Regions from separate parts of the Homo sapiens genome. Here all the other regions are linked to region 1. The links are chromatin loops, found by intact Hi-C in ENCODE. Cell type or tissue: PC-9. All regions are shown on one strand. Region 1 overlaps KYNU (kynureninase). Region 2 overlaps KYNU (kynureninase). Region 3 has its middle 240 kb from the start of KYNU.

Region 1 (8,000 bases):
ATTTTAATATAATAAAGTACAGAAAGTTCAGTGATTCAGCTTCAAATTCCATACCAGAACTCCTAAAAAGTTCTCACTTGTCAAATTCTGATGCAGTATCAAAGAATACACAAAATTGACGGAAAGGCTATTCAACTACTCCTGCCTTTTCTGATTACATATCTTCATGAGTGCCTATTTTCTTTGTAAGATTCAAAAAGAGAAAAAAAGAGATTGAATGCAGGTATAAAAAACCAGCTGTCTTTTATTAAGTCAGGTGCTAATACGATTTGCCATATATAAACAATGCTACTGTTTTTTAAAGAAAACATAGTTTGTATAACAATATTTTGCTTATGTTAATATGTAATGCATTTGTTGTTATTCTAAAACAAATAAATACATTTTAAAATTTTGTTTTAATTGCAAATACAGTAAATACAGATATAGAGCCAATGTCAAATCTCCTAAGACCCTCAGTGGTTTTTAAGAGTGTAAAAGGTTTCCTTTTCTAAAAAGTTTCTGAACTGCTGCTTAAGTGTATCCTAGTAATATGAAAGAGTCAATAGTTTTCTTGTTTAGCATTTAATCCCACATCATGTGCATATTTAATCAGTTCAAGTATATACACTGTTATAAATTCTATCAATGGTTCTGCTTCTCTGCCCTCTCTTGCGCCCATGTTATTTGCCATGTAAGTTCTAGTTCCTCCACTGTGGGTAAGGTGTAAGTTTCAGCCACTGGGATCAGCCATGTGACTTGTTTAGACCAACAGAATGTTAGCACATGTAATAAAAATAGTCTCAGAAAAGTACTTGAGTGACTAAGCTTGCTCCCTCTTGCTCTCTGCCATCTCTATGAGAAGGACTTGCTTGGGCCAAACTGCTGGCCCAGATGGAAGATAAAAGAAATGTGGAGCATAATCATCCTCACCTGAACTCAATCTGGATCAGCTGCTCCTCCATGCCCTCCTCACCCCTTGCAGTTTGCCACAGAAACATGAATGAGCTCAGCTGAGACTTGCAGAACCCCTCCAGCCAAGTCCTACCTTGATGCTCTGATGCCAAGGTGATCCATAAAATCAATGGTTATTGTTTTAAGACAACAAGTTTCAAGATGATTTGTTACACAGCATTTTAAGGGAAGAGTGAATTGATATACTCAGCTCCCAAAAACCAAGACATCCTTTACTTGGTCTTAGGAATTACCCCTGCCATTCCTCTTAAAGAGTACAAGATACCAAAGGATCACAAGATGGAGGCTTGGATCAGTTACTGCGTGAGTTCTTCTAGTTCTCATGTTAGAATAAGAGTAACAATCCTTGCTTAATACTATTTGGTAAGCAAAATATGCATACTTTGATACAGTACAGATCCTCAATGTGAGCCAGCTGTTTTATATGGTGCTTAATTTTTAAAAAGTATTCTTATCCAAAAATAAAGAGGAAGAATGAAGTTGTTTGGGAGAGAATTTCAAAGTTTAATATTAACTCTACTGTCTCCTTCATACACATTGACTTTGTACCCTAAGAGTCTCTTCTGATCTGACTCCATTCTGTTTTAGTTATTTACTTGTCATGAGGTTTTAAGTGTTTTGTGTGTCTGCCTAGTGGAATTCACAATGTTAAAAAAGCAAGTCTCTGTTTCCACTAAATTCCCAGAAGCACAAACTGGAACAATGAATACATATTATCCAAATTGTACCCAAGTAGGAAGTTTCTAATTTATTTGCTGATGATCAAAGTCATTTAACTTACTGCATATCAAAATGTTGCAATGTTTACTGAGAAAATATAAAGATTCATTCCACATTAAGACAACTTTGTACATGAACATGAATTTAAAAACTGGCTAAATGCAGGTGATAGAACTTTGCAAAACATTTTACCTCTGGGTTTGTGTATGACTGGTTTACCAAGTGTAGTTTACTATGTGTACGATTAGTTTACCAAGTGCACATACCTGCTCCAAACTAGATTTTTTGGAACACTGAAGGCACACAACTCTCAATGGAATTAAAGTTTTTGAAGTAAATACTTAAATAAATTTTAGAAGTGTTCTAACACTTCCTAAGAAAAAAAGAACCCCAAATTACAAATACAGGTGTTTTCCCTAGAGAAGAGACATGCAAACTATAGTCTGTTTCTGTAAATTTAATTTTGGATCACGGCCAGTCTCATTTGTTTAAATATTGTCCATGGCTGCTTTTACGCTACAGCAGCAGAAATGAGTTGTTGCAACAGGGACCATATGGCCCACAAAGCCTAAAATATTTGCTACTTGGTTCTTTACGGAAAGATGTGCTTACCTCTACCCTATAGGATTGGTTTGCATAAAGAAACCTCAATATACTGAAAAGTTAATTAATTAAAACCTCATTCACTATAGTATGACTGGAGTTAGTATCTCACAAAAGGACAATATATCAGCACAATATAACTGTATTTTGAGGGAGGAAGGGAGATTAATTTATTCTTTGTTCCTCACCAAAGAAAATGAGCAATACGTACCATGAAAATAAGACAAGTGCTCCATTGTAATATAAGTTTAAGGAGTAATAGGACATGAATATAATTAATCTTCATCAAAACTTAGAAGTCATCAGGTCATCACAACCTAGGTTTGGAGACTAATGTTTAGCTTTAACAGACACACACACACCCCTCCACACACATTTATTTGTTTATATTTTAAGATATACTTATAATACTGAAATTCCATATGGGGAAAAAAGTTAATTATTCTAAATTTGAAACTCTCTTTTCTTCTCTTCAACATTTCCAATTAAAGCAACTTTTATGAAGCAATTTTTACAGCTCAGATTTTCACAGATTTGTTTTTACAACTCAATTTTTCTAAGAAAACTCAAGAAATAGAAAAAGCAGCACTTTCATTATCAATTACTTATAAAGAATGGCACACTGAAGAAACCACAAACCTTTATGTACAATATCCCATTATGAAAATCCTTCTGGCCACATTTGTGGTACCACGTTGAAAAATCAAGTATGACTTCTACACTATGTTTAATGCATTTGTAATTATTTCCCCATTGGTTGGTAGACAATATAAATTATTAAAATATAAAATGTATTGAGAAAAGAACTGGAAGATACAAACATGAATATCACTGCAAAGTGATTTCACAAAAGTGTCACTAGATGGCAGCATCTTAAACATTAAAAAAATCTAATGGTTCTCCAAAACCTTTCTACAGCCATCCAGTTATTTTCATTGTTTTGCCTCATGTAGGTAACATGATATGCATATGTGAAAGCAAACACTCTATACTTGAGTAGCTACTTTATGCAATTTTTCAATAAAAATCAAGTATTTTTCAACACATTTTATTTAAAATTACCCACAGGTGCTCACACTCATGTTGATACAATCACACTCATACTGACACAGCTCACACTCATATTGACACAACCAGCACAGCATTGTTCAGCCACCATGCCACCTTACTTTATAGTCAATCCAAAACTTGCAATCATTTTCAGGCCATTCTGATTATTTCCAGCCTGCCTTCCTCCCAGAAACATTATAAATCATACATTTGATTATAAGACTCACTGCCTTTGTTCACAGAGCCCCCATTAATTTCAGAATGCAACTCATAGTCCTTGGTATGGTTATCAGAGGTGTTTGAATCAGAGCAACTCCATCTTGAGTAGGGCCTGGGTAAAATAAGGCTGAGACCTGCTGGGCTGCATTCCTAGTAAGTTAGGCATTCTAAGTCACAGGATGAGATAGGAGGTCAGCACAAGATACAGGTCATAAAGACCTTGCTGATAAAACTGGTTGAGTAAAGCTGGCCAAATCCCACCAAAACCAAGATGATGACAAGAGTGACCTCTGGTCATCCTCACTGCTCATTATAAGCTAATTATTAGCATTATAAGCTCATTATAAGCTAATTATTAGCATTATAAGCTAATTATAAGCTAATACATTAGCATGCTAAAAGACACTCCCACCAGTGCTAGGACAGTTTACAAATGCCATGAAAACATCAGGAAGTTACCCTATATGGTCTAAAAAGGGGAGGAACCCTCGGTTCTGGGAATTGCCCAACCCCGTCCCAGAAAAATCATGAATAATCCACACCTTGTTTAGTATATAACAAGAAATATAATAACCATAAAAATGGGCAACCAGCAGTCCTCGGGGCTGCTCTGCCTATGGAGTAGACATTCTTTTATTCTTTTACTTTCTTAATAAACTTGCTTTCACTTTACTTTATGGACTCACCTTGAATCCTTTCTTGTGAGAGATCCAAGAACCCTCTCTTGGGGTCTCTTGGATTGGGAGCCCTTTTCTGGTGACATAGCTATTTATTTTTTATTTTTTAAGTTTTTGTAGATGAGTTCTCACTACGTTGCTCAGGCTGGTCTTGAACTCCTGGGCTCAAGCCATCCTTATGCCTCGGCCTCCCAGCGTGCTGGTATTGCAGGTATAAACCACCATACCCAGCCCTCCTGGGTATGACTAAAGATCTGTATGATCTGTTAGTGCCCCTTGTTCAGATACCCCATATAGACTTCTCTCTATTTACATAAACTTTTCCCTTTCCTGGGGATGTGCTTTCTCTCCTCCATTTGCCTAGCAAGCTCAGATTTTGATCACCAGATAACTTTGAGTGAAGATTCTTTAACCATCTTTCTCTTCTCTCTTATTCTACTGCCCTGTTTGTATATCTCTCTTGTAACAATTTTCTAATCTTACTGTCTTCTCTCACACAGTATGAACCCAAATAATTGTTGAATAAAAAAATAAATGAATGAACAAATAATAAAGTCTTACAAAAGTCAATAGCTATTCTCTAAAGTGATGTTAAATTTGTAAGAATATTATGTGAGGGATTCTGTTTCTGATGCAATTTTATTGCATGTGCTCTTTATTCAGAAATGACATCTTTTAGAATGAAGTATCTTGGGCAAAATAGTAGTTGAGAATATGTTCAAAATCATTCTCAATTAACAAGAAATATCGTGTGTGTTTTGTCTTTGCCATCTTCACTAACACAAAACTAAAATTTTTTCTAATTAGTGAAATAATATGATACATAGGGCCTGTGCTGAAATTTCCAGGAGAAAAGCTAGCTCACTCTTTCCTAACTTTGATTAATTGCCTATTGAAATGAAACATAAAATGGTAAAGCTGAAGTATTTTCCTAGTAGCATTAAAGCTCTGATCACTTTATTGATTGATTTGGTATCAAATTGATTTTGGACTATTATTATTGTTATTATTTAGTTTATTCCTTTTTCACCAAGATTAAATCCTGTGAACTGTGAAGACTCTTAATAATTAGCAAATTTGGTATGAAAAATAGTACTTATACAAGATAAGATATTTGTCACTATACCCGGGGCTGATATATAGATGGTATGCATTGATACGCTCTTATTAATTATTAAAATAATAAAATAGTTAAGGTACATAAAAAGTCTTTGTCCTAAGCCACCTGACTAACCAACCATGGTTGCAGCCCTTGAGTTCATGAGAGGTGTCTGCGAATATCAGCCTGTGAATGTTCACTGCTAGGGACTGGCCCAGACTCCAGTGGATGAGACAATGCCTTTGCCAGTGCCACTATCATTATGGTAGGTGAATTCCAGGTGACTATCAGTACCTTCTAATAGGCTAATGATGGATACTACCTGGTATTAACATGGAGTATGACCTTCTTTGTGACTGTGGGAAATGCAGCTTCTATACCATACCAATCAGAACTTTAAGTGTTCTGAATATCATTTCTTGCTTGATGCAAAAGTAATAAGAAACAATCCAAGAACTACAGTGCTATAAATTTGGACAATATTACTTTTTAAAAAGTATAATGGGAAATTTAAAGAAAATGAACGAAAAAAAGAAAACGGTATAGGGAGATGTGTGTCTGGGTGTGTGTGTGTGCACACATGCTGGTCATCTTTATATAGAGGGTAGGAATAAATGATTAGCAATAATAGGTTGGCTAGTTAACTCTGATATTGGAATTTCCCAAAGGAATTCCTAATTAGGGAGTTTTTGAATAGTACTAGAGAAAGTTGGGAATGGAAAGGAGGAAGATGAAAGCTGGTAGGTTTTTTTGCCACAGTCTTGGAGCATTTAACTTTCCAGAACTCATTCAAGTGTTATGATTCAAAAGCATACTTAGGTGCTAAGTTAAAAACAACAGTAAATATTTCTATAAGAGGGGCCTCCACTATCTCTGTAAATGCCTCTTTTCAGAGTGAATTTCTATTCTGAAAGTTCTGCTTTTCATGCAGACTAAATTTGCCACGGCCTTCAAAAATCCTTCTCACTCTTTATTTTTCCTTTCCTCCCAACTCTCTGGTTATGAGTAGGAACTAAGCATTATTTGCATATTATGTTCATGCTGTACTTAAAGTCAGTAAGTTCTACAGGTCACAATTCCTTTCCAAAAATTATTTAATATAGCTATCTACTATTTTATGCAATGTATTAAGCTTCATTTATTTATATCAGTATAGTATAGTTCAATGAGAATAGCAACTCCTCACTATTAAAACATGAAACAATAGAAAATGAAAATCAACACAAATAAAAAGGAAAAAGACACAATCTTCAAGTGGAGCTTCAGTGAAATTTAGTAGAAATCATGTCACACGGCAACCAGAACCAAAGCTTACGTTTTCTGCAGGACAAAACCAGAATACTGTTCCAACTTATTTTAATCCTATGGCTCTTATAGTTAATATAAGATATCAAAAAATGAATATGATTATTCATATATATATATATCCACACAAAATTCCATCCAGGAAGCTAGCCACCTGAAAATCAATTCTAAATGCTCACATTTTAGTTGAGCACCAAACAGGAACAGAAACGAGAAAAATTCAGATGGTAGAAAATATTTGAGCCTCAATTTTGTAAACCACAGCTAAAATTCTAAGGCCCCATCTGAATGGACCCCTCCTCTTGGCCAAGGGCATTCCAGAGTTAACCTGAGAAGCTAGTTCAAGCCATGATGGAAGAGGGGATGGACATACTTCATTATGCTTTCCAACATTAACATCAACACAGACCATAAGTCTGATAAGAAATATTTACATTCTATTCCCTCTGAAGCCTGCTACTTGGAGGCTTCATCTGCGTGATAAAACCTTGGTGTCCACAGCCCCTTACTGGAACCCAGCCATTCCTTTCTATTGATAATAACTCTTTCAACCAGTTACCAAAAATATTTTCAAATCTACCTATGACCTGGAAGCCCAGCCCTCTCCTCCCCAGGCTTTCAGCTTCGAGTTGTCTTTCCCTTCCAGATTAAACCAATGTAAATCTGGTATGTATTTACTGATGTATTATGTCTCCCTAAAATGTATAAAAGCAAGCTGTACCCTGACCACCTTGGGCACATGTCATCAGGAGCTCCTGAGGCTGTGTCATGGGTATGTTCTTAACCTTGGCAAGATAAACTTTCTAAATTGACTGGGACCTGTCTCAGATACTTTTGAGTTCACAACCTTCTGATAAATTACCTAAAATTAAGGTAATTTACCTAATGATAGATTTCAAATATATCTTTTACCAAATATTTTAAAATGTAAGTGCATAGAGAAGGCGATCATTACAAAAAACCTTTACACAACAAATAACTTGGAAAAACCCCGTTGTCCTAGAGCTACTGAATGACTGTATTTGTGTCAATATATACAAACAGAGGAGACAACAGGCCCTGGTAGAGACAACACTTCTCCATGCCACTCAGGTGGGCTAATGCTAGAGAACTGGATGCCATGAATATACTTGGGAGATTCCAGAAAGGTTAAATGTGGAGCCTTGATAAGTAAGCAACAACAAAGAAAGGGCCCCAGGTGGGGAAGAATAATGAATAATTGTTCTGAGAAATGTTAATCACAAGTAACCTGTGGACACAGTGACCTCCTTCCACACATAGCCCCAGCAGCATGGCTTCGGTCAGCATGTGGCCCCCTCCAGCACAACCCCATAAAACTTCCCTCCACCCCTTGCCTCTCTGCAGACAGCCTC
Region 2 (8,000 bases), 76 kb after region 1:
AAATTAAAAAGCTACATTAGGACAGAGGTGAAGGGCCAGTCCAGTTCCCCCAAAGGCTAAAAGAATAAAAATCTCAGCATACTTCTAACTGCCAAACACACACATATACAAACACTCAATAAACAAACTCATATTGAAAATCAGGTGTAAGTTTAATTGAGAAATTACCTATATTTTCCTTTTCCTTTTGCAAATTGAAGAGGAAACCTAGAAGTAACAATATGTTTTGATGGAAAAGCAAAGGTAAGCTCTAATTTTTTTTAAATGGCTTGTCTGTGTAAAGAATATTTGAAGTATTGAGAGACAGGACTAGCTGGATTTCCTAGGTTGACTAAGAATTCCTAAGCCTAGCTGGGGAAGGTGACCACACCCACCTTTAAACACAACGCTGGTAACTCAGCTCACACCTGACCAATCAGGTAGTAAAGAAGGCTCACTAAAATACAAATTAGGCTAAAAGAAGGAGGTAAAGAAATAGTCAAATCATATATCACCTGAGAGCACAACGGGGGGACAATGATCAGGATATAAACCCAGGCATTTGAGCAGGGAGTGGCAACCCCCTTTGGGTCCCCTCCCATTGTATGGGAGCTCTGTTTTCAGTCTATTAAATCTTGCAACTGCACACTCTTCTTGTCCGTATTTGTTACGGCTTGAGCTGAGCTTTCGCTCACCATCCACAACTGCTATTTGCCACCATTGCAGACCCGCCATTGACTCCCACCCCTCTGGATCTGGCAGGTTGTGCTCCTGATCCAGCAAGGCACCCATTTCCACTCCTGATCGGGCTAAAGTCTCACCTTTGTTCCTGCACAACCAAGTGCCGAGGTTCATCCTAATCAAGCTGAACACTAGTCAGTGGTTTCCATGGTTCTCTTCCATGTCCCACGGCTTCTGATAGAGCTATAACACTCACCACATGGCCCAAGTTTCCATTCCTTGGAATCTGTGAGGCCAAGAAGCCCAGGTCAGAGAACAAAAGGCTTGCTGCCATCTTGGGAGTGGCCTGCCCCATCTTGGGAGCAGCCCACCATCATCTTGGGAGCTCTAAGAACAAAGATCCGCTGGTAACATTTGGTGGCCTCGTATGGGGATTCTCCAAAGCAGTGAGTAATATCAGACCACTTTTGCTTGCTATTCTGTCCTCTACCTTAGAATTGGAGGAAAATACCGGGCACCTGTCGGCTGGTTAAAAACGATTAGCATGGCCACCGGACTAAAGACTCAGGTGTGAGGCTTCCTGGGAAAAGGCTTTCTAACAACTTCTGGGTTGGGAGAGTTGGTCTGCCTGGAACCAGCTTCCACTTTCACAATTTTCCTAGGGATGCCAAGGGTCAACTAGAGGCAGAAAGCTGTCGTCCTGAACCCCTGGCATTGGCCGGTCGAGATCATGGTGCAGGCTAGAAGTCTCTACTCAACAGTCGCCCATGTGTGCGCCCCTACCTGTCCTTCTGACCCATACCTCTTGGGTCCTAACCATGACTTTCTTGAAAGTGTAGCCCCAAAATTCTCCTTACCTCTGAATCTACTTCCTCCAATCCCTGCCTCCTAGATACTAATGCTTCAGACTTTCACTTTCTCTCCCAAGTATTAGAGTAGGTTGTATCTCCAAAGGGATCTAAGGAAGCGCTATGCTGCATCCTTAGGCATCTAGGCTATGAAACCAGGGAATCTTGTCCCTGGTGCCCCTCCCAATTTAGGTATATAACTTTTGACATGGGCAGTTATGTGGGACCCGTTCTCCACCACTCTTGCCAGGCCCTGAGTTTGTAAATGGCTAGGATTCCTCTCTCATTGTTTAAGATGCTCTCCTCCCCTAATTTCTACCCAGCATCCCCCGACCCACCACCCCACAATGCAATCTTCAATACAATCTTCAAGCCTTGGCTCCTTGGCCAGGGCCTTAGAACTGATGACCTAGTACTTTAACTTCTGGAACTGGGTCTACAACAACATAATAGATCAGGATGAAAGCAAATTGAGTAAACTAAAGGGAGGCACATATTCCTATAGTGGCAAATGGGGTCAACAAGCGAACTTCCTTCTGCTGTTTTCCAAAATCCATCTACAGAGACAGAGAGGAGACAGAGAGAGAGACAGAGATGAGAGAGAGAGAGAGACAGAGAGGAGAGAAAGAGAAAGAGGCAGAGAGAGAGAAAAGGGAGAGAAAGAGACAGAGAGGAGAGAGAGAGAGACAGAGATGAGAGAGAGAGAAAGAAATAGAAAGATAGAAGTAGTAAAGAAAAACAGTGTGCCCTATTCCTTTAAAAGCCAGGGTAAATTTAAAACCTATAATTGATAATCGAAGGTCTTCTCTGTGACCCTATAATACTCCAATACTACCTTGTTGTCAGTGTAAACAAGGGCATAGCCAGAAACACTGAGACCACTGACAACCTGTAGCCTTCCTATCAAAAATTCTTAACCCAGTAACCCACAAATGGCCCAAATGCATTCAATCAGTAGCGGTAACTGCTTTGCTAACAGAAGAAAGTAGAAAAATAACCTTTAGAGGAAACCTTATTGTGAGCACACATAACCAGTTCAGAGCTATCCTAAGTCAAAAAAGCAAAAAGGTAGCTTACTAACTCAAAAATCTTAAAGTATCGGGCTATTCTATTAGAAAACGGTGATTTAACACTAACCACTGAAAATTCCCTTAACCTAGCAGCTTTCCTAACAGGGGATTTAAATCTTAATTACCATACAAAGGTCCTACCAGACCTAGGAGGAACTCCCTTCGGGACACAAGGATAGATGCTTCCTCTCGGGTGATTGAGAAAAAAACCACAATGGGTATTCATTAATTGATAGTGAGACTCTTGTGGAAGAAGAGTTAGGAGAATTCCCTAATCGTTGGTCTGTCAAACGTGTGAGCTGTTTGCACTCAGCCAAGCCTTAAAGTACCTACAAAACCAGCAAGCCCATCTTTTTCTCCTTGCTCTCCTCGTAGGAAAAAGGCACATAAGATAAACAGGATCCCTCTCTCATATTTCGTACCCAAAAGGACTTAATCTGGGGCAACAAAAAGCTTAATATCAATATTTAGGGCATATTCCTACAAAAGTAAAGAAGGACAAAGACCCTAGTGGGCAAAGAACTCCATCTCACTCCTGACTCAAAAGGTTACCTTCACCCTCTCTGAAACGAATTTGCATAAGAACTGTTGTTTATGGGAATGCATCTTGATGGGCAGCCAGGTTGTTATGAAAGACTCAGGAACTCAGCCCAGCTCTAGGACTCACCCCTGAGCACAAAGGCAATGTTGGGCACGCTGGTAAAGGACCACTAGAATCCAGCAGCCCGGATCCCTTTCTTTGTGGTCAAGAAAGGCGGGAAAAGGGGTGCAGGACTGCTACATTGGTGAGCACAACTAATCCGATAAGCAGAGGTCCATGGGTGGTTACACACCGTGGAAAGGACCATAGAGAACACTGTAGAACTAAGCTCATCAGAAAATGACTAGGGGTGCTGGCAAAACATTCCCCCCAAGGCAAAAACACCCCTAAAATGTATTCTGGAGAATTCGGCCTTGTCAGAGTGTATGTACCTTTTTCCCTGTCAGACTTGAAGCAAATTAAAATAGACCTAGGTAAATTCTCAGATAACCCTGTTGGCTATATTGATGCTTTACAAGGGTTAGGACAATCCTTTGATCTGACATGGAGAGATATAATGTTACTGCTAGATCAGACACTAATCCCAAATGAGAGAAGTGCTGCCATAACTGCAGCCTGAGAGTTTGGTGATCTCTGGTATCTCAGTCAGGTCAATGATAGGATGACAACAGAGGAAAAAGAACAATTCCCCACAGGCCAGCAGGCAGTTCCCAGTGTAGACCCTCATTGGGACACAGAATCAGAACATGGAATTGGTGCCACAGACATTTGCTAACTTGCTTGCTAAAGGACTAAGGAAAACTAGGAAGAAGCCTATAGATTATTCAGTGATGTTCACTATAACACAAGGAAAGGAAGAAAATCCTACTGCCTTTCTGTAGAGACTAAGGGAGGCATTGAGGAAGCAAACTCTCTGTCACCTGACTCTGTTGAAGGCCAACTAATCTTAAAGGTTAAGTTTATCACTCAGTCAGCTGCAGACATTAGAAAAAAACTTTAAAAGTCCACCTTAGGCCCAGAGCAAAACTTAGAAACCCTATTGAACTTGGCAACCTCGGTTTTTTATAATAGAGATCAGGAGGAGCAGGCAGAACAGGATAAACGGGATAAAGAAAAGGCCACCACTTTAGTCATGGCCCTCAGGCAAGCACGACTTCGGAGGCTCTGGAACAGGGAAAGTCTGGACAAATTGAATGCCTAATAGGGCTTGCTTCCAGTGCGATCTACAAGGACACTTTAAAAAAGATTGTTCTAATAGAAATAAGCCACCCCCCTCGTCCATGCCCCTTATGTCAAGGGAATCACTGGAAGGCCCACTGCCCCAGGGGACGAAGGTCCTCTGAGTCAGAAGCCACTAACCAGATGATCCAGCAGCAGGACTGAGGGTGCCTGGGGCAAGCGCCAGCCCATGCCATCACCCTCACAGAGCCCCGGGTATGCTTAACCATTGAGGGCCAGGAGGTTAACTGTCTCCTGGACACTGGCGTGGCCTTCTCAGTCTTACTCTCCTGTCCTGGACAACTGTCTCCAGATCTGTCACTATCCAAGGGGTCCTGGGACAGCCACTAGATACTTCTCCCAGCCACTAAGCTGTGACTGGGGAACTTTACTCTTTTCACATGCTTTTCTAATTATGCCTAAAAACCCCACTCCCTTGTTAGGGAAAGACATTCTAACAAAAGCAGGGACCATTATACACCTGAACATAGGAAAAGGAACACCCGTTTGTTGTCCCCTGCTTGAAAAAGGAATTAATCCTAAAGTCTGGGCAACAGAAGGACAATATGGACGAGCAAATAATGCCCGTCGTGTTCTAGTTAAACTAAAGGATTCCACCTCCTTTCCCTACCAAAGGCAGTACCCCCTTAGACCCGAGGCCCAACAAGGACTCCAAAAAATTGTTAAGGACCTAAAAGCCCTACTCCTAGTAAAACCATGCAATAGCCCCTGCAATCCTCCAATTTTAGGAGTAAAGAAGCCCAATAGACAGTGGAGGTTAGTACAAGATGTCAGGATTATCAGTGAGGCTGCTGTTCCTCTATACCCAGCTGTACCTTACCCTTCTACTCTGCTTTCCCAAATACCAGAGGAAGCAGAGTGGTTTACAGTCCTGGACCTTAAGGATGCCTTTTTCTGCATCCCTGTACATTCTGATTCTCAATTCTTATTTGCCTTTAAAGATGCTTCAAACCCAATGTCTCAACTCACCTGGACTGTTTTACCCCAAGGGTTAAGAGATAGCCCACATCTATTTGGCCAGGCATTAGCTCAAGACTTGAGACAGTTCTCATACCTGAACAGTCTTGTCCTTTGGTACATGGATAATCTACTTCTAGCTGCCTGTTGAAAAAACCTTGTGCCATCAAGCCACCCAAGCGCTTTTAAACTTCCTCACCACTTGTGGCTACAAGGTTTCCAAACCAAAGGCTCAGCTCTGCTTACAGCAGGTTAAATACTTAGGGCTAAAATTATCCAAAGGCACCAGGGCCCTCAGTAAGAAATGTATCCAGCCTATACTGGCTTATCCTCATCCCAAAACCCTAAAGCAAATAAAAGGTTCCTTGGCATAACAGGCTTCTGCCAAATATGGATTCCCAGGTACGGCAAAATAGCCAGGCCATTATATACACTAATTAAGGAAGCTCAGAAAGCCAATACCCATTTAGTAAAATGGACTCCTAAAGCAAAAGCAGCTTTCCAGGCCCTAAAAAAAGGCCTTAACCCAAGACTCAGTGTTAAGCTTACCAACGGGGCAAGACTTTTCTTCATATGTCACAAAAAACAGAAATAGCTCCAGGAGTCCTTACACAGGTTCAAGGGACCAGCTTGCAAACCATGGCATACCTAAGTAAGAAAATTAATGTAGTGGCAAAGGGTTGGCATCATTGTTTACGGGTAGTGGCGGCAGTTGCAGTCTTAGTATGTAAAGCAGTTAAAATAATACAGGGAAGAGATCTTACTGTGTGGACATCTCATGATGTAAACAGCATACTCACTGCTAAAGGAGACTTGTGGCTGTCAGACAATCGTTTGCTTAAATATCAGGCTCTATTAATTAAAGGGCCAGTGCTGCAACTGCATACTTGCGCAACTCTTAACCCCGCCACATTTCTTCCAAACAATGAAAAAGATAAAACATAACTGTCAACAGGTAATTGTTCAAACCTATACCACTCGAGGGACCTTCTAGAGGTTCCCTTGACTAATCCCTAACTCAACTTGTATATTAATGAAAATTCCTTTGTAAAAAAAGGACTTCAAAAGCGAGGTATGCAGTGGTCAGTAATAATGGAATACTTGAAAGTAATCCCCTCACTCCAGGAACTAGCTCTCGGCTGGCAGAACTAATAGCCCTCACTCGGGCACTAGAATTAAAAAAAGGGAAAAGGGTAAATATACATACAGACTCAAAGTATTCTTACCTAGTCCTCTACGCCCACACAGCAATATGGAAAAAAAGGGAATTCCTAACTTCTGAGGGAACACCTATCAAACATCAGGAAGCCATTAGGAGATTATTATTGGCTGTACAGAAACCTAAAGAGGTGGCAGTCTTACACTGCCGGGGTCATCAGAAAGAAAAGGAAAGAAAAATAGAAGGAAACTGCCAAGCGGGTATTAAAGCTAAAAGAGCCACAAGGCAGAACTCTCCATTAAAAATGCTTATAGAAGGACCCCTAGTATGGGGTAATCCCCTCTGGGAACCCAAGCTGCTACTCAGCAGGAGAAATAGAACGGGGAACCTCACAAGGACGTAGTTTCCTCCCCTCAGAATGGCTAGCCACCGAAAAAGGAAAAATACTTTTGCCTGCAACTAAACAATAGAAATTACTTAAAACCCTTCACCAAACCTTTCACTTAGGCATTAATAGCACCCATCAGATGGCCAAATCATTATTTACTGGACCACGCTTTTTCAAAACTAACAAGCAGATAGTCAGGGCCTGTGAAGTGTGTCAAAAAAATAACCCCCTGCACTGCAGGCCATACATTTCAATCCCTGTATCTTTTTTTTTTTTTTTTTTGAGATGGAGTCTCGCTCTTTCGCCAAGGCCAGACTGCAGTGGTGCAATCTCGGCTCACTGCAAGCTCCACCTGCTGCAATCCCTGTATCTTTAACATCCTTGTTAAGTTTGTCTCTTCCAGAATCAAAGCTATAAAACTACAAATTGTTCTTCAAATGGAGCCCCAGATGCAGTCCATGACTAAAATCTACTGCAGACCCGGACCAGCCTGCTAGCCCATGCTCCAAGTTAATAACATCAAAGGCACCTCTCCAGAGGAAATCTCAACTGAACAGCCCATACTACACCCCAATTCAGCAGGAAGCAGTTAGAGCAATCATCGGCCAATCTCTCAACAGCACTTGGGTTTTCCTGTTGAGAAGGGAGACTGAGAGACAGGACTGACTGGATTTCCTAGGCCGACTAAGAATTCCTAAGCCTAGCTGGGAAGGTGACCGCATCCATCTTTAAACATGGGGCTTGCAACTTAACTCATATCTGACCAATCAGGTAGTAAAGAGAGTTCACTAAAATGCTAACTAGGCAAAAACAGGAGGTAAAGAAATAGCCAATCATCTATTGCCTGAGAGCACAGGGGGAGGGATAATGATCAGGATATAAACCCAGGCATTTGAGCTGGCAATGGCTACCCTCTTTGGGTCCCCTCCCTTTGTATGGGAGCTCTGTTTTCACTCTATTAAATCTTGCAACTGCACACTCTTTTGGTCCGTGTTTGTTACGGCTTGACCTGAGCTTTCGCTTGCTATCCACCACTGCTGTTTGCCACCGTTGCAGACCCACCACTGACTTCCACCTCTCTGGATCCAGCAGTGTGTTCACTGTGCTCCTGATCCAGCGAGGCGCCCGCTGCCACTCC
Region 3 (8,000 bases), 340 kb after region 1:
CATACTCCCATTGCTCTTGCCTTGGGAGTTATACTATAATCTATGTTTAAAACTAATCCAGTTACCTTTCAAATTCCTGTGCAAGTCTGTTTGATAAAGGCCGAGATTTCCAAACACAGGCCTATACATATAATTGTTTCATTCATATTTTTGTGTATAATATTTTAATAAGCCATTCCATTCTTCAATCAAGAAGATGGGGTAGCTTCCATGTCAGTAGTCTCTAAAATGGGGTATGTGAGCCCCTGGAGTTACACAGAAATCTACAAAGGTGCATTGATCTGGCCTTTTAAATTTGATTTATTCTCTTTCCTTCCTTTCCTAATACGTTTCCCTTTCCTACCTCTCTCTTTGGAAAAGGAAGAGAGTTTTCTGTCCTGAATCTTGCTATATTTTCTGCTCAGGAGGCAAAAATGAGAGATCCTAACCACAGGACAATTCAAACAATATACTTTGGAAAAAGAAGTTTAATCATGAAAATTCAAGGTTGTGTACATCTATATTGGTGCTTTTAAAATTGAGTATCTTTTACAAAATACACTGCTTAGAAATGGAGTAGTTTGGCCTTTGTTGAGATATTATAAAATTGGATATTTTACATAATGTGAATGATAAGAATGACGATTTTCATTTAAAGACTTCATAACTTCTATTGTCCGTTTATAGTTTACTCTTTTGGGGAAGTATTTGATAAGAACAAAGCAAAGACAGTATTAGTTAAAAATTATGAATGTGAAATTATATTTAATGTCTTTAAACATAAAAATTCTTTTCAGTTATTTTAACATTAAGCCAATGGATCTGTTATTTGCTAGAATCTTCTAGCAGAGGAAAGATTACAGGTTATGATATTTATTATTTTAAATGAACTAAGAATGTTTTTCAAATATTATCAAATAATCCAGGTTATGTTCCAGAAAACTCACAGATAGACATTTTGCATGACTTTGTCTAGATTCAGTGAATGTTTTATTTTATTTTATGTTTTGAGACAGAGTCTCTCTCTCTTTTGCCCAGGCTGGAGTGCAGTGGTGCGATCTCGGCTCACTGCAACCTCTGCCTTCCAGGGTCAAGCAATTCTCCTGCCTCAGCCTCCCGAATAACTGGGATTACTGCCATCCACCACCACACCCAGCTAATTTTGTATTTTTAGTAAAGACAGGGTTTCATCACGTTGGCCAGGCTGGTCTCCAACTCCTGTCCTCAAGTGATCCGCAGAAGTCGGCCTCCCAAAGTACTGGGATTGTAGGTGTGAGCCACCATGTCCAGCCTCAGTGAATGTATTTTAATCAGGTTTTACAGTCTATTTAACGAAATCGTATCCCAAAATATTCTACTTATAATCAAATTATCATTTTATTTCATCTTATAAAATGCTTAGCACTTTTTCTACATCATGTTAACAAAAACTAAATCTTACCTAATCCTAAACTCAGTGTATATCTTATGTTTAACAGTAATTTTTTAAATTAAATCCATAGAGACAGTTTAGTTGTGCTTCTTTCATGAAGCTATTTCTGGGTTTTTAAAAAACATTTTTAAAGTTTCACTTATTTAATTTTCCTTTGATTTTTCATGCATAGTTTTATGAATTTGTTTTTAAATTTAATTTTGTTTAATAATTATGTAAAACATTTACATTTTTGCAAAGCCAAATCTGCAAACAAGATTCATTCAGAGGAGACTGGCTACTATAACTATCCTTCTCCCTAGTTCTTCCTTCCCACAAGTAAGATTTAAAAAAAAAAAATTTTGTTTTATTCTTTTAGTTTTTCAGTATAAATGCATGTGTGTTGCTTTTCCTCCTCCTCTTTCTCGCGTACATGATAGAGGACTTTACACACATTTCTCCATTTTGTTTTTTGTGCTTCACTTCTCTGCTTTTCCTGAAGATTACATAGCTACTCATTTGTTTTTATAGCTGTGGAGTCCTAATCCTTGGGTGAATGCATGACACAACGGGTCTTCACTTTGGTGGTTCTCAGTCTTTACAAACAGTACAGGATCAAAAAGTCTTGCCACATGTCCTTTTGCACTTGCCAGTCATGTTTGGGTTAGATTCCTGGAAGTGAGATTGCTGGGATTAAGAATAAATATAAAATTTGCTAATATTGCAAAATTTCCCTCCATAGAAGTTGAATCATTTTACATTCCCGCTATAATTTTATGAGTCATTGTTTTCTCACAACCTCATCAGAATAATACATTGCTAAACTTTTAGATTTTTGCCAATCTTATTAAGAAACTGCGTCTCAGTATAGTTTGGATATATAGTTTTCTCTTATTTTTATGCCATTTCCTGGTTTTGATATCAGGGTAATAGTAGCCTCATCGAACAAATGGGAAATGTCTTCCTCATCTATTTTCTGTAAGAATTTGAGAAAGATTGGTCTTAATTCTTCTTGACAAGATTGGTAGAATTTGCCAAGGAAGCCATCTGGGCCCGCAGTTTTCTTTGTGGAAAGTTTAAACATGAATATTTCAATCCTTTTACCTTTTATATGTCTGTTCAGATTTTTCTATTTCTCTTTGATCAGCTTGAATAATTTGTGTCTTTTCAGGAATGAGTCCATTCCGTCTAGGTTTTTAAATTTGTTAGCATACAGTTATTCATGGCATTTTCTTATAATGTTTTCTACATTCAGAAGGTCAGTAGTGATGTCCCTTTTCTATTTCTGATTTTAGTAATTCAAATCTTCCCTCTGTTTTACCTGGTCAGTCTAGCTAAAGGTTTGTCAATTTTCTTGACCTTTCCAGGGAACCATTCATTAGTTTCATTCATTTTTTTCATCTGTTTTTCTATTTATTTTATTTTATTTTATTTTATTTTATTTTATTTCCACTTTTGTCTTATTTCCTTCTTTCTGCTTGATTTGGGTTTAATTTGTTCTTCTTTTTCTACTTTATTCTAAAGTTGAAAGTTAGGTTATTTATTTGAGATTTTGTTTTCTTAATATAGGTGTTTACAGCTATAAATATCCCTCTGAGTGCTGCTTTAGCTGCATCCTATAAGTTTTAGTACATTTCATATTGTTCATCTTAAAATATATTCTAATTTTTCTCGAAACTTTAACCTACTGGTTACTTAGGAGCACACAGTTTAATGTCCACATATTTGTGACTTTCTCATTTTTTTTTTCTATTACTGATTTCTTTTTTTTCCCCTCAACTTTTATTTTAGATTCAGGGGTGTATATTTGTTACCTAGGTATATCATGTGATGCTGAGGTTTGGGTATGAATGATGCCATCACTCCAGCTACTGAACATAGAACTAAAAGTTTGTTTTTCAACCCATGCACTGCATCCTCCCTCTCCCAGTAGTATTTCCAGTGTCTATTGTTGCCATCTTTATGTCCATGAGTACCCCATGTTTAGCTCTATTTATGTGAGAACACGTGGTGCTTGGTTTTGTTTTCCTGCACTAATTTTCTTAGGATAATAACCTCCAGTTGCATCCATGTTGCTGCAAAGGTTACAATTTTTGTTTGTTTGTTTGTTTGAGACAGAGTCTCACTCTCTTGCCCCAGGCTGCAGTGCAATGGTGCCATCTCGGCTCACTGCAACCTCCATCTCCCAGGTTGAAACAATTTTCCCATCTCAGCCTCCCAAGTAGCTGGGATTGCAGGTGCCCGCCACCACACTCAGCTAATTTCTGTATTTTTTTAGTAGAGATGGGATTTCCCCATGTTGGCCAGGCTGGTCTCGAACTTCTGACCTCAAGTGATCCGCCCACCTCAGCCTCCCAAAGTGCTGGGATTACAGACGTGAGCCACCACACCTGGCCAATTTTTTGCTTTTTTTTTTTTTTTAAACAATGTTTTTATTCCAAAACTTGCCTTTCAGAACCATTGTCTTACCATGAACTCCTCAAATTCTATTTTGTTTTTTTTTTCATTTATATCTTTATTTATTTATTTATTTATTTATTTATTTATTTTATTATTACACTTTAAGTTTTAGGGTACATGTGCACAATGTGCAGGTTAGTTACATATGCATGGCACATGTATACATATGTAATTTTTTGCTTTTTTATGTCTTTTTTATACATTGTTTTTATATAATTACTTGCAAAAGTTAAACACTAGAGGTCACTACAGTTATGCACTGGCGTTTACCCTATGAACATAATGCCTATTATTATACTCTTCACTTTTGAAAAATATATAAATTTTATGTATATATTACATTTAGTACTAAAAATAAAATTATAAGACAAATAATTTGGCTTCTTTTCAAAACTTATTTTGAAAAAATAGAAATTATGTCAGACACCTATGCTTTTAAATCCGATTCAGCTAATTTTAGCAATGCATGCTGTAAGATGGATTCTACAATTTATATATAAATAATTTATATATTTCTCTAAATACTATTAATGCACTTAATTACTTTTAAAAAATGATGCCATACTTTATTTTATAACCAAAGATAATTCTGATTGGCTGGTTAGTTTGATAATGAAAATTGGATTTGCTAATTAAGCTAGTTTGTGTTTATGTTCCATAAATGAGATGAGCCGAATCTGTGGCTTTAGTGTTTTGATAACAACATATATCAATGATAAATGATATCATTGATTAGAGCATTTTATCATGTATAAATGATAAATGATGAGAGCATTTTATCATGTATATTTTACTGGCAAAACGTATTAAAACAATAGTTAGACAACTTAACCACTTTGGAGTGCACTCAATTCACAAAGTTCTCAAAGTGAATGAGAGAAGGAAGGGAGGAAGGGAGAGAAGGAGGAAGGTAGAAAGAAAAGAAGGAAGAAGGAAAGAAGGAGTGAAATAAACGGTATCAACTTAGAATAACGATTATTTAATAAATTATTCTAATACTTTATTGGTATATTTTCCTGCAATTAAAAAAATACCTTTTAAAATAGGTTAATGAGTCATTTTTGCAAGTGAGGGCATCTCTATTTCTTTTATCTCAGTAAAATTAAAAGGATAATTAATTTGTTGGATGATATATAATTTATAACATCATTTAATCATAGATGACTACGTGAATTTTTGCACGCTCTTTGAAAGAAGACAAGTGTGTGTTATCACTATTAAAAACAACACATGGAGTCCGTTATCCTAAGTGAAATAATGCAGAAACAGAGAGTCAAATACCCCATGTTCTCATTTGTAAGTGGGAGCTAAATAGTAGGTAAACATAGACATGTAGAGCAGAATAATAGACATTGGAGACTTTGAAAGGTGGGATGGTGGGAGAGGGGGAGGGTTGAATTTATTGGGTACAATGTTCATTATCAGGATGATGGTACATTAAAGGGTGAGACTTCATCACCACACAATATATGCATGTAAGAAATCTGCACTTGTGCTCTCTAAATATGTAAAAATTAAAAAAAATTTGAAACCCACAAAACAAGACTCCTTTCTTTCTCATGTATTAATATAATACGATCATATTTTGTCAGTGTATACATCAGTACAAGTGAAGTACAGGAATGAAACTTAGGTTAAATCTTGTTTTATTATATCACAAATAACAGTAATATATGTGTGCAGGAACTATTTAAAAACACAAGCTACAATCATCTCAACAAAAGATTTAATAATTTTTAATAAGATTTAACAATAACCAATTAAAAATGTATTTTAATATATACTTTATTTTGATCAATTGAAATTAAGACTAATTATAGTGATAATTTAATTAAAAAATAACAGAATCTAGAGCAAATAGCAATTTTAAAGTTTTAAGTTGTATTTATATTTTTTGTTGCTGGGATATAAGAGGATCGACAAAAGTCATTCAGGCATGTAATATTTCATATTGCACAAGATTATATGAGGGAAGTAGAATGAAAATACGATTTCAGGGAAAACATCATATAAAATTTTTCATTGTTAAAATTAAGCTTCTTTTTTTGACAGATGACAGGTATTTACTGTTACTATGATAGTCAGATTACATTGCTTCCATTTAAGCAGTTATTTTATTTTAAAATCTCAATACCTACACTGTAACTGGTTTCATAGTCTTCACAATTTCTTTTTCCTAAGAACAAATTTTAAATGTCAATTTAATATTTTGGAGTTAGTATGTAGTTTTTGAAATTTTTTTAGACACACATAAACAAAAGATAAAGTACTAAAGACTGCTGTACTAGGTAATAATATTACTGTTTCTTTTAATATGTGCACTAGACAATTTATTCTCTGATCTCTGGATGAAACCATTGACTAGGTTCCTGAAATCTGAAGTCATTGTTGATGATTATATAGTGTAGATAGAGTCAACCTGAGATCACATGGTAGAAGAAGACTCCTAAGCCTGTGGTGGCGACGCATAATTCCAAGAAGTTAGTTTCTCCGCAATTCTTTCTGCTGGCCCTGAATGCAGCTCCAAAGGACATTTGATGAACACAATTCAAACAGCTTATTTAATGCTGATTAACTAAACCTGGAACAGAGCTCCACATTGCTCTATAATTTAGACGCTTTGGAATTTAAGTTCTAGAACTACAGGCCCGACTGAGAAATGCAATAGGCAAAATACATTAGCCAAAATGCAGTAGCCATTATTGTTCCATCCATTAAAGACGTTTATATAAAAGCTTTTAACTAGGACTTCAAGATTCTCCATTCTGTATAACCTAATAATTGGCCTCAGCCATACCTATTTTGATATGGGCAAGAATCAAGTGAGGTCAGTTGAAGACATCCACCCTCCACAGGACCTAACCTCACGAAGGTCAACTTCTATTAACTAACGAGTAGCCCTGGATGTGTAATGATATCCACTTACTAGGAGACATCGTGCCCATAAATGGCAATGACCCACTGAGGACAATCCCGTGTTAACTGCACTAATTTTAGTGAAAACTTAAAGCAGCCTCCGTGTCTTACCCATAAACTTTGATGCTCACTTGTATTTTGGTCACTAAGTACAGGTCTTTGTCCATTTCTGAAAGTCCTAGGACAAGACGAAGGTGTTATGGTTTTAGAACACTAATTAATGCCTCCCTCCGTTTTAAATTCTGAATTTACAACAATTCAAATAGCAATTTCTAGGAGGCAAATAAAATTTAAAACGTCACCTTTAATACTGATTACTGCTGGCTGGAAGGCATGCTTTTATATGTGCAGTGAAAAGCACTTGCTAAAATCCTGCACTTCTCTACAGTTTAAATCCTAAAACAACTCACTTGTAACAGTAGCCAAGAACTGTTGCCTCTTACCTGGGATGGTAAAAAAGAAAGAATGAGTCTTCGGTATTGTCAATTTAAAAAAAATAGATTAGTTCCATCAGTTAGAAGCATGGGCAGACTCATGCCACCAGCAATTGAAACTTAACTGCATATTTTTTGTGATATGTAAACATTAGGGAGAAAAGATAGAGATGCTACTGTAACAGAAATCCCTCCGCATGAAACTATAAGCTCAAACACCATAAATACAGAGGAAAACCCTAAGCTAGTGGGATGGTTAATTCTATGTGTCAACTTGGCAAGATCATGGGCAAACTTCAGTCTAAATGTTGTCATAAAGGTATTTTTTAGATGGGATTACCTTTAAATTAGGAGACTGAATACAGTAGATTACCCTCCATAATATGCGTGGACCTCAGTTAAAGATCTTAAGAGAGAAGACTGGCCAGGTGCAATAACTCACGCCCCCTATATCTCAACACTTTGGGATGCTGACGTGGGACAATCTTTTGAGCCCAGGAGTTCGAGACCAGTCCAGGCAATGTAGCAAGACTCTGTCTTTACAAAACAACAACAACAACGACAACAACAAAAGAATTAGCCAGGCATAGTGGTGCAAACCTGCAGTCCCAGCTGCTCAGGAATTTGAGGCAGGAGGATTTTTCAAGCCCAGGGATTTAAGGCTGCAGCTCTAATCCTGCGTCTGCACTCTAGCCTAAGTGACAGACTGAGACTTTGTCTCTAAAAAATATAAACAAATAAATAAAAAGAGAAAAGACTGAGGTATCTTGGGGAATAATTCGGACTTCACACTGTCTTTG

The links. A loop is a pair of places that touch in the nucleus more often than their neighbours do. Peaks named below come from ENCODE experiments on the same cell type or tissue, not always from the same donor. Only the 100,000 strongest peaks of a DNase experiment are listed, where the experiment ranks them.
Region 2: it touches region 1 in a loop (7-fold over the local background); 2 of 110 quality-filtered maps call a loop at or near these places.
Region 3: it touches region 1 in a loop (6-fold over the local background); 2 of 110 quality-filtered maps call a loop at or near these places.

What each region holds. Positions count from the first base shown.
Region 1 is chr2:142,976,122-142,984,121 of GRCh38, reverse strand. All of the region lies in intron 8 of KYNU (kynureninase), which reads right to left. Among named protein-coding and RNA genes, the nearest start is that of KYNU, 100 kb to the right of the region's middle. In PC-9, CTCF peaks have their summits at 2,933 and 3,134 (motif pointing right); DNase peaks (open chromatin) are centred at 3,201 and 3,661; H3K4me3 peaks cover 251 bases; H3K27ac peaks cover 2,113 bases.
Region 2 is chr2:142,900,197-142,908,196 of GRCh38, reverse strand. The region is part of intron 2 of KYNU (kynureninase); the gene reads right to left. Among named protein-coding and RNA genes, the nearest start is that of KYNU, 27 kb to the right of the region's middle. In PC-9, no CTCF peak of the experiment used is centred here; DNase peaks (open chromatin) are centred at 326 and 4,276; H3K4me3 peaks cover 601 bases; H3K27ac peaks cover 4,003 bases.
Region 3 is chr2:142,636,899-142,644,898 of GRCh38, reverse strand. No RefSeq gene overlaps it. Among named protein-coding and RNA genes, the nearest start is that of KYNU, 240 kb to the left of the region's middle. In PC-9, a CTCF peak has its summit at 4,107 (motif pointing right); no DNase peak of the experiment used is centred here.